Regions from separate parts of the Mus musculus genome. Here region 2 is linked to region 1. A link is a loop called in an ENCODE intact Hi-C map of the cell type or tissue named here. Cell type or tissue: left cerebral cortex. All regions are shown on one strand.

Region 1 (2,500 bases):
CCCTTCTTCGCAAGGTCCAGACGACCTAAAAGGGGAGGGGCACAAAACATGGCCTGGGCCACCCACCCCCTAGGGCCAGCCTTGGTCACCTGCCAATAAACACACAACAGTCCTTCCCAGGGCTCCAGCCCGCACCTCGCTGAGGCCTTGTCCCCCTCCAGATCCTCGGAGGCATCCAGGGGTCCCGCGCCATTTGGCAGGCCCGGGTCGCTCCCGAGACGCCGGCCCGCGTGGATACCTCCTGTCTTCTCCCGGGCTTCGAACGCGGAACGGGACCTGTCAAAGGCCGCTCCTCCTAAGGCGGGGGTGCGGAGAGGCCCGCGTGGACAGTTCTCTGCCCGGGCTCGGCGTCGCGGCCTGCTCCCGGCGCCCGCGCGGGCCTCGCGCAAGAGGCGGGCCGGGCATCGCCGTCCCCCGGGCCCGGACACAAAGCGGCCCAGCAGGGAGCCCGCCTCACCTGCAGCACTGGGCGCCGCGGGCCTTCCAGAACCATCGGACCCCGCTCCGGCGCGCGCGTCACAGCCCAGGCCTCCCGGTGCCGCCCGGCGCCGCCGCCGCCGCCGCCATTTCCTGCCGCTCGCCGTCGTCTCGTTCCCGCTGTCAGGTTACTCCATTCACCTGGGCCCGGAGCCGCCCGCGCCGCACCGCGCCGCGCCCCGACCCCTCCCGCCCGCGCCTGCGGAGACTGCGCAGCGCCCTGCTCGCCCGCAGCCCGCGCTCGGCCCGCGGCGACGGCGCACAGCGGCTTGGAGAATCCCACCGGCGTCGCGCCGCCGCTCCGCGCCCCCTCGCTCGCTCGCCCCGCGGCCGCATGAAAGCCGTCCTGTGATTGGACGGAGCGCGGAGGTGAAAGGTTAACCCCGGCCCCCCAGCCACTCAGAAGCCGGGAGACAGCAGACTCGGGCCGAGGCCGCGTCGGAGGCCCAATGCGAAGACCGAGCTCTGCAACGCAGTCAGCCAGCCTGCCGGCCGGCCGGAATCCTGAACGCGCCGCTGGGGCTACGCAGTCCCAGCTCCCGGCTCCTTTCCCTTCCTGATGATGGCACACATCGCCCCCATCCGCAAGCCCCGCTGCACCGCTCTTTTGGTCCAAAGAACTGATCTCTTTGGGCAGCCCTCAAAACCAACTTGAATAACCAGAAAATGCCCGCGGCGTGCAAACTTGGTTTTATAAGGCTGAGCTTTCTGCTGCGTCTTCTTGCTGAGATCAGAGGAGTAAAGAGACCGACTTAAAGAAAACCATCTTAGTGTAGGACCCTCCCCCACCTCCGTGTAGGCATCTTGGAAAAAGACTCCGGAATAGACTGGTACTCCAGGTGAGGGATGGACGCTTCTAGCCCCGGGCTTCTCTCAGCCACTGGAAGCGCTTACCTGTCCGTCTGAACTATGTCCAACAGTCCCACGTAGTGGTTGTTACCTCTCCAAATTAAGGCTAATCTTTAATAAGTGCAAGTGATTTGTTTATTTGAATAAATACTAGTGTCATTTGTTTCAATTTTTTTATTACTGTTATTTCGAAAGTAGGTCTCACTATGTAGACCAGGCTGTCCTCAAACTCCGCCTGCCTCTGCCTCTCAATTTTTGGGTTTAAACGTGTGTGCCACGCCGGGCGTGGTGGGGCACGCCTTTAATCCCAACACTTGGGAGGTAGAGGCAGGCGGATTTCTGGGTCCGAGACCAGCTTGGTCTACAGAGTGAATTCCAGGACAGCCAGGGCTATTACACAGAGAAACCCTGTCTCGGGAAAAAAAAAAGATATTTTTTTAAAGACTAACTCCTTGTCCATTAGCAGATGTTTCTGATTTCTTTACCTTTAACTTGGAGGCAATATGGTCCATTTGTTTTGTTTTGTTTTGTTTTGTTTTGTTTTTCGACACAATGTTTCTCTGTATAGCTCTGGCTGTCCTGGAACTTGCTCTGTACACCAAATTGGCCTTGAACTCATAAAGATCCAACTGCCTCTGCCTCCCAAGCACTGGGATTAAAGGCGTGCACCACATCCTCGGCTGTCTTTCAAAAAAAAAAATGGATTTGGACTATCCCAGCATGAGGAGGAGGAGGTTACCATAGCAAAATCACAGATCAAGGCCAGCCTGAGCTACATGCCAAAGCCCTGGCACATACATATATGATATATATACTATATTTGTATCATGTATATGATGTATGTATTATATATGATATCTATCATATATATGTATCATGCTAGATATTATGTATAATGTATATGTACCATCCAATGTATAATATAATTAATATGTACTATATAATGTATATGGTATATGTGATATATACCATATCATACATATATGTGATATATATGCATGTATATATGATATATATCCATATCCACAAAAGCTCACGTTTACATATGCAGTTGGACAGTGTCCTGCTCTCAAGAACATTAACTAACAGAAACACAGCTGCAGAAGAGACTCCTCCCACATGATTCACTCAACCCACACGAGTTGCCCCTGGAAAGACCCTCCCTCACCAACCA
Region 2 (2,500 bases), 190 kb after region 1:
GTGGCTGTCCCTATTAGGGGAGGTTACAGAGACTATGAGAGTTGGAGCCTAGCTGGCTGAAGCTTATGCCCAGGTCTCAGTACTCAATTTCCCCCTCTCCCCCTTCCTCCCCACCCCTTCTCTCTCTTTCCCTCCCCTTCTCCCAGCCTCTCCCTCTCCCTTCATTGCTAGTTGGTCAGGAAGTGAGCGGGCAGCCATCCTCTGCCACAGGCAGAGCAACGACTTACTGCCCAAGCCCATGCATGAGTCTAAGGATCATGGGTGCATTCTCTAAAACCCGGAGCACCTTAAACAGCACTGCAAAAAGAACTGAGGCCACTGAGCACCAGTCCTGACACCCAGATCCTAGGCTGTGTCATCTGGTGTGACACCTGGTGTCACCTTAGGGGTGCCACCTAGAGGGCAGGAACTGGCACTGTTCTCGCTTTCGCCGTGACCAGTACGGGAAGAGCCAAAGTGTTTCAGTGGACAGCAGTGGGCACAGCCTGTCTGGCAGAGCAAAGGACTCCACCACCCTTTCTAATGAGTCCCCTGGGGCCAAAAAGGCCACAAGATCTATTTGCCTGGGATAGTCCAGGCTCCTGGGCCAGTCCTGGTTTACATCTGCTGTCACAGGTATAATCAGTGCAGCATTCAGTCTCTCTCCAGAGTGTCCCGAGGCCTGGATGACAAATCCAGGGTCCTTCTCAGTCTCACGTCAAGGCTAAGTCATCTACACACACTTCAATCCCTCCCTGAGCCTGGGGCTTCCTGAGAACACACACCTCGGGGGCCCAGCCCATTACAGACCAAAGCTGATTCTCCATCTGTGATCTCCAGCTCTCCGGGAACATTCTAGAAAACCCAGACACCCTGCGCCAGAGTCACAGGCTCCAAGCCTTGCACATTCTCTGCCCTCTAGCTGTGTGGAACAGATGGCAGACACGTACCTTCTGGAATGCAGTCAGCTCCCCCGGAGAACTCTCGGTCTGTTATTTTAGGGAAAGGAGAAGAAATGGGGTTTAAAAAAAAAAAAAGTCAGCTAGGCGCGTAAAACTTAAACCCCAGCAGAACCCCCGTAACAGAATATTCATTCTGTCAGGGGAGTATTTTGTTCAAACTGCTGGTCATCTGGACAGCCTGCACCAGCAGGGGATCCCATTTAATGAGCTTTTTAACACACTTCAGGTCCAGGTGGCACTGTCTGGATGGCCTTGGCCAGGGCTCGGAATGTGGTCGATATGGCCTGGGCTGAGCTGACACCTAGTGGCCAACCTGGCAATTGCAGAGCCAAAAAAGCCTGGCTTGCCTCAAGCTGTGGCTGAAAAGTGGGGTCCAGGGAGCCACCCTACCCGCTCCTTCCTGGACCCAGGACACTTAACTTCTTTGTCTCGCTTTGGTCACCAGACCCTCTCCTACACGGGCAAGTTAGGAGGTCATGGTCTTTAACAAAGGCTATCATTATCTTAACCAATGGTTTTCGTAGGGACAGGAGGTCCAGGAGATAAAAGGGCTAGCCAGGAAGAGAGGAGCCGAGGCTCAGGATTCAGCTCCATATGGCATCCCCATGGCAACACCACGCCCCAGTGAAGGGCTATGTGGCCCTTCTAGCCTTGGGGTTAGGAGTGGGACTCAGCTATTCCCCCTGGAGTCTGGGATGCAGCTATTCCAGCAGAAGGTGGTTCTAGGATCAAATGGGAAATGATGTAAAACTATAACACAGAGGGAGCAAGACATCTTTATGTACTAAGCAGGAGTCACTGCCCTTAGTCATAGACTCCAGCCTCCCTGGGAGGTAAGATGGATAAATAATATTACAAGAACCTGAGAGCCAAGAGTGTTCCTCTCCTCCTTTAAGCAGCCACCGTGGCCTGATAATATGGACACGCAGGAATGAACATGCATAGATGCAATTCTGTCTCCCCGAGACATGGTTGCCTCCTGGGACCCCCAACCTTTGGCCCCAGCACCTACCAGCAGGTGGCCAGAGTCCTTGAGCTTGGACTTGTACAGCATCCACCGGTAGCGCAGATCTTCCAGCTCGTTGGAGGGGTCCCTTGCCGGCCTGAGACGAAGCAGGTTCTCAAAGAGGTGCTGGCCTTCTGGGATTCGGGCCTCCAGCTCCTGAGAGAGAAGGTGGCATCATGCCACAGATGCCCAGTGGCTCAAGAACCCCACCTGGCTGATAAGGATGCCAATCAAGGGCCCCATGAAGCATGCTGGGAGATGTGGGCAGGGCCAGTAATATGAGATTCTCATCCATGCAAGTTTTTTAAAAAGGGTTTTTAGGGATGGAGAGATGGCTCAATGGTTAAAAATTATGGCTGTTCTTTTAGAAAACCTGAGTTCAGTACTCAGCACCCAAATATTGATTCATAACTATTTTTAACTTTAGTTCCAAAGACTCTGATGTCCTCTTCTGGTCTCCAAAGGCACCAGGCACAGATGTAGCACATAAGGGCACAGACATTCATGCAGATAAAACACTCATACACATAAAATATTCTTTTTAAAAATGGGC

What was found. A loop is a pair of places that touch in the nucleus more often than their neighbours do. Peaks named below come from ENCODE experiments on the same cell type or tissue, not always from the same donor. Only the 100,000 strongest peaks of a DNase experiment are listed, where the experiment ranks them.
Region 2: a loop joins it to region 1, with 2.2 times the contacts of the local background. A loop is called at or near these places in 10 of 42 quality-filtered maps.

Annotation. Positions count from the first base shown.
Region 1 is chr12:104,751,291-104,753,790 of GRCm38, forward strand. It overlaps Dicer1 (dicer 1, ribonuclease type III), which reads right to left and starts at 662. Exons shown (of 27, transcript NM_148948.2): 1 at 458-662. In left cerebral cortex, a CTCF peak has its summit at 1,060; DNase peaks (open chromatin) are centred at 283 and 874; H3K4me3 peaks cover 1,776 bases; H3K27ac peaks cover 1,330 bases.
Region 2 is chr12:104,938,653-104,941,152 of GRCm38, forward strand. Syne3 (spectrin repeat containing, nuclear envelope family member 3) reads right to left here. Exons shown (of 19, transcript NM_001042699.2): 17 at 1,954-2,103; 18 at 930-968. Among named protein-coding and RNA genes, the nearest start is that of Syne3, 59 kb to the right of the region's middle. In left cerebral cortex, CTCF peaks have their summits at 394 (motif pointing left) and 1,249 (motif pointing left); DNase peaks (open chromatin) are centred at 918 and 1,225.